Linked DNA regions of Homo sapiens: all the other regions are linked to region 1. The links are chromatin contacts, found by Hi-C or POLR2A ChIA-PET in ENCODE. All regions are on one chromosome and are shown on one strand. The core of a region is the stretch at or near the end of the contact, and the rest is flanking DNA. Distances in the headings are between cores, read along the strand shown. Region 1 overlaps SNX29 (sorting nexin 29). Region 2 overlaps SNX29 (sorting nexin 29). Region 3 overlaps SNX29 (sorting nexin 29).

The links. Hi-C counts contacts between places; a loop is a spot of excess contacts on that map. ChIA-PET counts read pairs that join two places held with the same protein, here RNA polymerase II (POLR2A). Pooled maps may share reads with other maps.
Region 2: a map with no recorded cell type shows a loop between it and region 1 (9-fold over the local background). The contact joins two enhancer-like sites. A Hi-C loop is called at or near these places in 1 of 168 maps with a recorded cell type or tissue (esophagus squamous epithelium), 6 of 37 single-sample maps with no recorded cell type and 4 of 50 pooled maps.
Region 3: a loop to region 1 is called in a map with no recorded cell type, with 3 times the contacts of the local background. The contact joins two enhancer-like sites. A Hi-C loop is called at or near these places in 1 of 168 maps with a recorded cell type or tissue (OCI-LY7), 11 of 37 single-sample maps with no recorded cell type and 9 of 50 pooled maps. POLR2A ChIA-PET finds 5 or more read pairs at or near these places in 2 of 52 experiments (OCI-LY7 and activated CD4-positive, alpha-beta T cell).

What each region holds. Positions count from the first base shown.
Region 1 is chr16:12,537,300-12,540,898 of GRCh38, reverse strand. The region is part of intron 20 of SNX29 (sorting nexin 29); the gene reads right to left. It also overlaps a transcript of SNX29-AS3 not described here. Among named protein-coding and RNA genes, the nearest start is that of SNX29-AS3, 72 kb to the left of the region's middle. Within about 2 kb of position 1,516, at least 2 of the 41 ENCODE cell types and tissues checked have a DNase peak (open chromatin) inside an H3K27ac peak, as active enhancers do.
Region 2 is chr16:12,405,461-12,409,084 of GRCh38, reverse strand. All of the region lies in intron 18 of SNX29 (sorting nexin 29), which reads right to left. Among named protein-coding and RNA genes, the nearest start is that of SNX29-AS2, 35 kb to the right of the region's middle. RefSeq lists enhancers at 1,914-2,043, 3,570-3,624. Within about 2 kb of position 1,609, at least 3 of the 41 ENCODE cell types and tissues checked have a DNase peak (open chromatin) inside an H3K27ac peak, as active enhancers do.
Region 3 is chr16:12,313,568-12,317,190 of GRCh38, reverse strand. The region is part of intron 15 of SNX29 (sorting nexin 29); the gene reads right to left. Among named protein-coding and RNA genes, the nearest start is that of SNX29-AS2, 57 kb to the left of the region's middle. RefSeq lists enhancers at 1-387, 1,405-1,699, 1,444-2,129, 2,130-2,817, 3,365-3,623. Within about 2 kb of position 1,535, at least 3 of the 41 ENCODE cell types and tissues checked have a DNase peak (open chromatin) inside an H3K27ac peak, as active enhancers do.

The sequences.
Region 1 (3,599 bases), core at 267-2,766:
GCCCTCCAGCTCTGGGTCCAGAAGTGGAAAAGGGCACTCCTGCTCAGAAAGGGTGGAGGCGATCTTGTTTCTTTTTGCCCCTTCTCTCATGCCTCAGCCTTGAGCAGTCCTCAAGCACCTGACACTCTAGGGGAGGTGGCGGTAAGATCAATGGTGCCCCAAGGATGCCCAGCTCTTCATCCCTGGAGCGTCTTCATATGTGAGCTTCTACAACAAGAGGGACCAGCAGCTGTGGTTACATTCAGGCTTTTGAGATGGGGAGATGATCCTGGACTCTTTAGGTCCACCCCATGGAATCTCAGGGTCCCAGAGTAATTGCTGGGAAGCAAAGAAGGGGCCATGGCATAGGGTGGCTGCCAGGAAGCCGCGAAACAAATTCTGCCCCACAACCTCGAGAAGGCGCCAGCCCTGCCGACACCTTGACTGTAGCCTAGTAAGACGGATCTCGGACTTCTGGCCTCCACAGCAGCTGGAGAATAAATCTGTAGTTTTTAGCCACTAACTTTGTGCCAATTTGGTAGGGCAACAATAAGAAATTAATACAGGGGATAACGTTCCTCTTTAATCATAAGAGCTGTGGTCCCAAGAGGGTGGGGCCACCCCGTAATGCCTCTAGTCCTGTCCTCCCTCCACTTGACCTTACGCTGGGGGTGGGGGGAGCGGGTCAGCCACAGGAAGTAGGTTAACCTTGACCCAATCCTTGGACCTGACACAAAAGTCCACTCAAAATGAATCGCAGATCTAAAATGTAAAGCTATAAAACTTTGAGGAAAACCTAGGAGAAAATCTTTATGACCTGGGTTTAGGCTAACAATTGGTAGACATGACACCAAAAGCATGATCTGGGACACAAAAAGTAAATTTCATCAAAATTAAAAAGGTGTCATGCAAAAGACACTGAAAAGAAGCTGAAGACTAGAAGAAAATATGTGCAACTCACATGTTCGACAAAGGTCTTGCATCTAACATATACAAAGAACTCCCAAAACTCAAATCTTTGTAAAACCACAAACAGCCTAGTTTCTAAGAACAGGCAAAATACTTGGACACTTACTTACTTCCCCAAAGAGGATGTGTTAAAGGAAAACATCCACATGAAAATATGCTCAACATCATTACTCATTAGGAAAATGCAAATTAAGACCATGATGAAATATTCTGCATCCTTGTGAACAGCCACAGTAAAGAATCATGACAGTATGACATGCTGCCCAGGGTGCAGAGCAACTGGGCCCCTCATACGCTGTGGGAATGCAGTTTCTTACATTTAGCATAGGATCCAGTCCTCAACTCTTAGGTATTTGCCGCACAGAAATGAAAACTTTTGTTCACACAAAAAGCTGCACTTGAATGTTTCCACTAGCTCTATTCAAAATTGCCAACAACTGGAACCAACGCAACTTTATTCCTTTATGACTAGATAAACCGTGGTATATCCATTTAACCAAACTCTGCTCAGTAATAAAAACACTGCTGACTCACCCAACGACTTGACGGTTCTCACACATGCTGAAAGACGCCAGCCTCAAGAGGTTGCTTACAGTATGATTCCATTTATGTGACATTCTTGAAAAGACAAAACTAGAGGGGGAGGGACAAGGGCTTAGAGGTGGGGGAGGGTGCAGCTAGAAAGGAAATGAGGGGAAAACAGCTTTTTAGGGTGAAGGAACTGGTCTATATCTTGACGGTGATGGTGGTTACTCAAATCTATGCATGTGTTTAAATTCACAGACATGAACAAGAGCAAAAGTCAATTGCACTGTGTAAATTAAAAATTTTTTGTGAAAGTAAAGGCAAGTAGGACTCTGGGCAATCTATTAAACTTGGCCCTATCCCAGAATACACAGTGATGTCTTTCTGGGCCCCATTCTGGATTCATGGATGGTTTTGGCTCGAATTACTGGTCTGTTCTATCTTCTCCCTATTTATATCACTTGCCTTAGCATTTCACAGCACTGCTACATGCCCACAGCCACCCTTTCTCCCACTTAGAACAGGTCATTAATCTGTGCAAGTGTACAAATGGCCCCATCTACCGTTCTCTGTGCCCCTCTTTGCCACGTGACTTTGCAGTGCCCTCCCACTGACTCTGGTTTCTGCCTTGTAATCCCCCTTGGCGATGTGACATGCTCACAGCTTGGATGATACCCATATGGGTGTGCTTCTCCTGTCTGTGCTCCCTGATGTACATGCCCAGGCTCGCCCACTGGTCCTGGGAGGAGGATGAAAGATCTGTGGATCTTTCTGTTTCACAGCCCAGTTTTTCCATTCTTCCTAGTCAAGGCCCTCCTGCATCCACCTACTGATTCCCAGACACAGAAGCCAGCTCAGCTAAGACCAGTTAAGCCTCCTAGCCCATCACCTCACGCATAAGCAATATGTTATCACATACCAACAAAGTATCATAGATGTATGTTACACAGCATCAACATAGGAGATACGTGATAACCAAACCAAGTAACCATTCTCAGTTATTACTCCCAGACATCATTTTAAAAGTGCAAGGGGAGGCCGGGCGCGGTGGCTCACGCCTGTAATGTCAGCACTTTGGAAGACCGAGACCATCCTGGCTAACATGGTGAAACCCCCTCTCTACTAAAAAACAAAAATACAAAATTAGCCAGGTGTGGTGGCAGATCCCTGTAATCCCAGCTACTAGGGAGACTGAGGCACAAGAATGGCATGAACCCAGAACACAGAGCTTGCGGTGAGCCTAGATCACACCACTGCACTCTATTCTGGGTGACAGAGTGAGACTCCGTCTCAAAAATAAAAAAATGCAAGGGGAAATGCAGAAAGCTGTGAATTTGCTTAGCCCACTGAGAAGAAAGCTGTCACCAAGATCGATTATACTTTAGCAGGACAGGACGATTTTGGTCTATAAATGGCAGACAATTTTTTTTTTTTTTTTTTTGAAACGGAGTTTTGCTCTATTGCCCAGGCTGGAGTGCAGTGGCACGATCTCAGCTCACTGCAACCTCTGCCTCCTGGGTTCCAGTGACTCTCCTGCCTTAGCGTCCCAAAAAGCTGGGACTATAAGCGTGAGCCACCATGCCCAGCCAGACAACTTCTTATATGCTGTGGACACACCTCTCTGATATAGGAGATATTTTATTACTTTTTTTTGTTTAAACAAACCCCACATAGGATAGAGGTCATTGTGCCAAAAATACCTACTCTGCTTCCCTTTTTCCAAAGTGAAGTTTCAGATGCTCCAATGTTTAAAAAAGACATGAAGTAGGGCAAACAACTGTAATAATATCTAAGCTGCCAACTCAATCATTTTGGGACTGAAGTGAGAGTTTGAACAAAGAAGTAAAAACAAAGTCAAAATTGCTTCCCTTCGAGAAGCTCCATAGTAGGTAATATTTCCTTTAATCCTCCCAACAAGCCTGTGAAATCTCTGCCACTATCACCAATTTTATAGATGAGGATGCTGAGGCAGAGGTGAAGTTCACAAGGCTGCTATGTAGTTGAGCTGGAATTTGAGCCCAGGTCTGTTTGGCTCAAAGTCTTGCTCTTTCTGTCATGCACCAAGTTGCCAATGAGCTCCTGTAGGAATTTACTAACAGAGCTTTGGCTTAGCCACTATACTAAAA
Region 2 (3,624 bases), core at 360-2,859, 130 kb after region 1:
CTTTGTCCTGAAAAGTAGTCAAATGCCGCCATTTCTTATTTTCAGTGGCATAACACACCTCAGCTCCCTCTCAGGACACAGGAACACAAACTTTTTGCAATAATTTGCATTCAACCTTGGCAATGCACAGCACTTCTTGCTAGAATCCTCTGTGCCAAATATAATTCCAGATTTTTCCACAATAGAAGTAGTGGGGGCTCTGTGACTGCACATAGCAGGGGAATTACCTTAATTTCTTTGGCATGTAGGATGACATTTTATTTCCTTTAGAAGTTTTGTTCCTGTCCCCCAGGCTGGAGTGCAATGGCGCAATCTTGGCTCACTGCAACCTCCGCCTCCCAGGTTTAAGTGAGTCTCCTGCCTCAGCCTCTCGAGTGGCTGGGATTACAGCGTGTGCCACCATGCCCAGCTAATTTTTGTATTTTTAGTAGAGATGGGGTTTCACCATGTTGACCAGGCTGGTCTTGAACTCCTGACCTCAGGTGATCCACCCGCCTTGGCTTCCCAAAGTGCTGGGATTACAGGCATGGGCCACTGCACCTGGCCGGAGGACTTTTTCAAGCAGCCACCCCGAGGCAGGTTCTGGGACCCTGACATTGCTCAAACAAGATGTCCTGAGATACTGGACGGCCACAGAAGTTATTGTGGACCAGCAACTGCTCTGACAACTTTCCAAAGCAAACCATCTCAGCCTGGCTCTTGGATGTGGAGGGCTTGCTGGATAATGTGTGCACCACAGTGGACCCAGAGAGGTCCTATGGAAAAGTCCTGGCTTGGCTGCAGGCCTGCCCTTAGCCTACCATCTCAGGGGTGTAGGTGGCTGCCCATGCAGGTGAGATCTTCGTTGAGCTGGGCCTTGCCTTTTGGAATGAGGGTGACTGTCCCAGCTGCTTCTAGTTTTTTTTTTGTTTGTTTGTTTGTTTTTTTGAGAAGGGTCCTGCTCTGCCACCCAGGCCGGAGTGGCAGTGGCATTATAACAGCTCAGTGCAATCTCAAACTCCTGGGCTCAGGCAATCCTCCTGCCTCAGCCTCCCCAGTAGCTGGGACTGTAAGTATGCACCACCATGCCCAGTTAATTTTTACATTCTTTTGGAGAGACAGGGTCTCACTGTGTTGCGTAGGCTGAAATACAGGGGCTATTCACAGATGCAATCGTAGCTCCCTGCAGGCTCAAACTGCTGGGCTCAAGCAATTCTCCTATCTCAGCCTCTGGAGCTGCTGGGACTACAGGCACATGCCATCATGCACAGCTGCTTTTAGGATTTTTAAAGAGCTTGATTCAGCCCTCCTTCAGTAACACAGAATCTCTAAAGACCAGGACCTTGTCAGAGACTGCTTTGGGGGCTGAAAAACATGTCAGTAAATGAGATGCTTCTCTGTGCCTTTGATTCTTCACCTATAAAATGGGGTAAGAGTTTCTTACCCCACAGGATGGCTACAAGGATTGAATGAGCTATTACACAACACACAAACCAGTGAGAGGTGGCTACTAATTATTATACTGGTATTTGTTAATCACAGTCTATCTGTTCCTTTATAGTGCTACCCAAATATCAATCATTCATAGAGCATCATGCTAAACTTTGGACTGTTTTCACGATTGTTTATTTAGTAGCTTTCTTTAAGCTGACTCATTTCCTTTTTACCTAAAATATATTTTAAAGGGGGACTGTACATCACCATGGTAAATGGAAAAATAGAATTCTGTGACATAACTAGGAGGCAAATGTAAAAATGAATACAGAAAAAAAAAAAACAATCTAATTAACCTTAAGCTTGTCACCTGCCAAAGGCAATGACCCCAGCCTTGCTGTTTTTCCTAAGAAAGATCAGAGGGACATGAGAGGTAAGAGAGTGACACAGAGACTTCCTCTTCCAAGGAGCTGGAAGCCATGAAGGGCTGAAAAAGCGGGGGCCCTTCTCCCCGCAGGATGTGGCCTTTCATGGCCAGTGTGGTCCTTCTAAATCCTGACTTGGCACATACACCACCATCTTGCCATCCCACACGCTAGGAGAGCTTGTTCCAAGGCAGCCGCCCTGCAGACCTCTGTGTGTGGGGTAAATGTTCCAGATCTGTGCTGTCCAGAACAGGAGCCATCAGCCACGTCTGGCTGCTCAGCATGTGAAATGTGGTGCAACTGAGGAGCCGAATCTTTCATTTTCTTTCTTTCTTTTTGAGACAGAGTCTCGCTCTGTCGCCCAGGCTTGAGTGTAGTGGCGCGATCTCAGCTCACTGCAACCTCTGCCTCCCAGGTTCAAGCGATTGTCCTGTCTCAGCCTCCCAAGTAGCTGGGATTACAGGCATGCAACAGCAACGCTCAGCTAATTTTTGTATTTTTAGTAGAGATGGGGTTTCACCATGTTGGCCAGGATGGTCTTGAACTCCTGACCTCAAGTGATCCACCCATCTCGGCCTCCCAAAGTGCTGGGATTATAGGCATGAGCCATTTTAATTGATATAAATCTCATTTTAATTAATATAAATCTCAAGAGCCACACATGGCTAGGAGCTCTGGTACAGACAGCGCAGCTCCAGTACCAGGGAGCACCGCTCTCCTGAGAAAGCTACATGTCTTGGCTCTCCAGTCGAATTTATGTTCACTTTGGGGTTATGCCCTTGGTTTCCTTCAAGGGAAATCTTAAGAAAACCAGACAGTGGCTGTCACGGGAATGTAGATGGGGATTGTCTACTCTATCCTTTTTTATTGTTTAATCTCAAATCCTGTGTGGAAATTTCTTTTACAGCTTCTTTTAAAGAATTAACATATTTTCTTATCATTAGCAACAGAATTATCCAAATAACCACATTTCCCTTTCACAATGGCTGCCAGGAAGCCCACAGGAAATTCATAAATCAATGAGTGCAACTGTGTAGAATCTCATGACACATATATATGCTTTCCGCTTTTTCCTTTTAAACCCTTAGTTTACATTTTCATTGACCCTGATGTATTTTTTTTAACCTCTCTTTTATCATTCTTTTTTAGACGTTTCTCTAGAAATTATGTCAAATCTTTTGTGGAATTAAATAGCATACTTGTTTTCTTTTTTTGAGGCAGAGTCTCATTCTTGTCACCCAGTCTGGAGTGCAATGGTGCGATCTCGGCTCACTGCAATCTCTGCCTCCTGGGTTCAAGCCGTTCTCCTGCCTCAGCCTCCCAAGTAGCTGGGATTACAGGCGCCCACCACCACGCCTGGCTAATTTGTATTTTTAGTAGAGATGGGGTTTCACTATGTTGGCCAGGCTGGTCTCAAACTACTGATCTCAGGCGATCCACCCGCCTCAGCCTCCCAAAGTGCTGGGATTACAGGCGTGAGCCACCATGCTTGGCCAGCATACTTTTTTAATTCTAAAATAAGTACTCTTCAACAGTACCAGTATTTTAAATGAGTCACCTTCTATGCAATATCATTTATATAAAGTAAAAACATGGCAATAAAGGATTTCTAAAATGCTTCCAAACACATGCTCTGATTTTGCTCTGCAGGCACCAATCAGAAGCATCATTTGCTAAAAAGAGAAAAATAATTGCATGCAAGAGACACCACTTCACACACCCCAGCATCAGGAAGGCTGCAGAAGGCCAAAGGCGTGGAGTGAAGTTGCTCCCAGCGATGCAGAGC
Region 3 (3,623 bases), core at 286-2,785, 220 kb after region 1:
CCATGGATTGTTAACCTAAAGACAGTCCGCCACTCCCTTCTCCAAGGTCCTGGGTGCCTGTACAATAGGAAAGTGGAAAGAGAAAACTTCTGGGAGAAACACTGTAACCGAATTTCCTCTCACCTGGGCAGGTAGGAGGCAAACTGGAAAAGAACAATTCAAGTTACATTCCATTTAATAAAGGAATCACTGAATGTGAGGTTTCTAGCCCTCTGTGATGGGCTCCTGCCCTAGCCACCACTGTATGATCAATTTTGAATCCAATAACCAGAATGAGACTGAAAACCTGTCTCTCTACTCAATCCCCTCCATACCTTCCCAAAGGCCTCAGAAGATTTCACTTTCCACCACCTTCAAGGATCACTGTGCAGCAACCTGGAGCTCATGGTTCCATCCCTGGGAGGGCTGCAGAAAGAGCCAGGAGGGAAGAGGATGCAGAGAAGCCAGGGGCAGGAAGGAGGGATGGGAGAGAAGGAAGTGTGCCTGCCCTAACCAAGCCCAGTGAGCGGGACCTTAAGATGTGGAACGGGGCAGGGGGAGCATAACAAAGACCTTGGGGGGCACAGAAGGAGTGGGAGGGAGGCCCCTGAGGTGAGAGAGAGCAAGATCCCGATTTGGGTAAGAAGAGGACTTTTTTTGTTGTTTTTTGAAATGGAGTTTCGCTCTGTCTCCCAGGTTGGAGTGCAGTGGCACAATCTCGGCTCACTGCAACCTCCGCCTCCTGGATTCAAGCAATTCTCTTGCCTCAGCCTCCAGAGTAGCAGGGATTACAGGTGCCTGCCACCACGCCCAGCTAATTTTTGTATTTTTAATAGAGACGGGGTTTCCCCATGTTGGCCAGGATGATCTCAATCTCTTGACCTCGTGATCCACCCACCTCGGCCTTGTGATCCACCCACCCTGGCCTCCCAGAAGAGGCCTTTTGAATCTGATGCTAGTTTAGACAAGTCAGCCCTGTCCCTGTGGAACCTATCCCAAATTCTTCCCGCCCCACTGGCTACAGCCAGTCCCTCCAATCTGCCAAGCTCTCCTGCTTCTGGCCTTCACCTTTGCTGTCTCTCTGCCTGGGATGCTCCCCTCCTAGATCTTTGTACTTCAAGCAACATCTCCCTTCCCCAGCCAGCATTCACCCAATCACATCACCCCGTGCCTTCTTCGGAGCACTCAGCTGTATCTGAGAACAGCCTGGCTACGCAGTTGTGTATCTGTTGAGTGTCTATCTCACTCACTAGAAAGGATCTTCCATGGGAGCAGAGGCCTGATGCAGTTCACCCCATTACATCTCCAGCCCCTGACCCAGAAGAGATGCCTCCTGATTTAATAACAATATTGACAGTCCTATAGAGCAGGGGTGACAAACTCTCTACCATGAGTCAAATCCAGCCCATCATCCATTTTTGTAAATAAGTTTTATTGGAACTGTATTAGTCTGTTAGGGCTGTGGTAACAAAATACCACAGACGGTTGTTCAAACAACAGAAATCTACTTCCCACAGTTGTAGAGGGGCAAAGTCCAAGATCAAGGTGCCAGCAGGGTTGGTTTCTCCTGAGGCCACTCCACGGCTTGCAGATGACCATCTTTTTTGTGGTGTCTTTACACTGTCTCATCTCTGCACGCACACAGGCCCCACCCTAATGACGTTTTATCTTAATTACCTCCTTAATGGCCCTATCTCCATATACATTCACACTGGGGGTTAGGGATTCAATATGTAAATGATGGGGGCAACACAATTCCATCCACATAACAAATGAGCATTGCTGTGTTCTGTTTACATAGCATCTCTGGCTGCTTTCCTGGAATGACAGCCAAGTTGAGGGCTGGAAGCAGAGGCGTTAGATCCACAAGGTGTAAAGAATTTACTCTCTGGCCACCCTTTATGGAAGAAAAATACTCATCCCTGGTCCGGAGCAAGGCCCCTACTGTTTGACATATCACAACAACAATAATTTTCTGCATCACTCTCAACTGGGAGGCCCCACTGAAGCCCGGTCCAATGCACCTGGCCACTCTTCTTCTGCTTCACAGTCACCAGGGGTTCTATCATTCCCCTGAGACAAAAGGAGACAGTGAGGCCTCCCATGATTCCAGAGGATGAAACCAGAGATTAAAAGGTACAAGCCCATGAAGTCATAATTAAGATATGTGCAGAAAATTAGGGAACAGAATTGCCTGTCAAATGCCAGCCCTAGAGCAATTTTGTGGAACTTGTGGTTTGCTAATACCACATCCATTAATAATTCAGAAACCACTCAAGGATTATTGAGAAGACGAGAATTTGGTGCCACAGGCCTCCCGGTAGGAGACAGAATAACATCGTGTGTGTCATGTTTTAGCCACCAAAATCTATCAAGGGCAAGGACATGATGGCTTTTATTCTTCCTGCTGCTTCTTTCTGCTCAACCACAGTTTCAATCAGAACCAATTCAAGTGAACACTGCAACTGCTGACTATCCCCCAACATTCTTTTTGATTTAGTGTTATAAAATCCACCAAGCTGTAGAATCAAAGAACCTCAGTTGCAAAAGCTCACAGGAAAGAAGATGCTGAAGAAACAGCTTTAAGTTTTTAAAATAAAGACTTAAGTGGTATATCTTGCATATCAGGATCCATTCCAGCCTATTCATAAACACTAACTCATTTAGTCCTCACAACAAACCACTATTAAGACCTTCATGTTACAGATGAGTAAAATGAGACAGAGAAAGGCTAGGGAACTCGGCTGAGGCCACACGGCTAGGAAGTCACGGAGCCAAGAGTCCAGCCTGAGCTGTCTGGCTCCAGAGTCCACTCGCAACCACCACTCTGTGCTGCTTCTCTTTCAGGTATAAACTATGTGCATATGTTACATCTGCAGACCATTCATCCAACAGGTACTTCTACAATTAACAAGCTGGGTACAGTGGCTCATGCCTGTAATGCCAGTACTTTGGGAGGCCAAGGCAGGAGAATCGTTTGAGACCAGGAGTTTGGGACCAGCCTGGGCAACACAGAAAGACCCCAGCTGTACAAAGGTTAAAAAAAATAAAAAAATAGCCAGGCCTGCTGGTGGCATGCACCTGTGACCTCCCAGCTACTCAGGAGGCTGAGGTGGGAGGATCACCTGAGCCCAACAGTTGGAGGCTGCAGTGAGCTGTGAGTGCACGACTATGCTCCAGGCTGAGCAAGAGAGTGAGACCTTGACTCTATAAATAATTAAAAATAAACATAAGCAAAAGAATGATTAGCTTAGAAACCAAAGAACTGGACTTGAGTCCTAGGCCCTCCACTTAACAGCCAGATGGTTGTTTTTGAGCCTCAGTCTCATTTGCTGTAAAGCAAGGATCATAAATACCCTCTATGTTATAGGAAGCCATTGTCATAGGATTCAACTGGATTGGCTCTAATTTACTGATCATCTGTCACATACAGAATCACTGACTCAACTGATACCAATGGGGCAATTAAGACTCCATACCCGGCATGGGGTGAGGTGTGGGGGATGCAACAATGAGCAGAACTGAGACTTCCCTGCCCTCATGGGGCCCTGAGTCAGCTGCTATAACACACATGAAACAAACGCTCACAAGAAGAACCACCGAATTCAGAGCTGGGACGATGCTGCAAGGGATAGATGGAATTC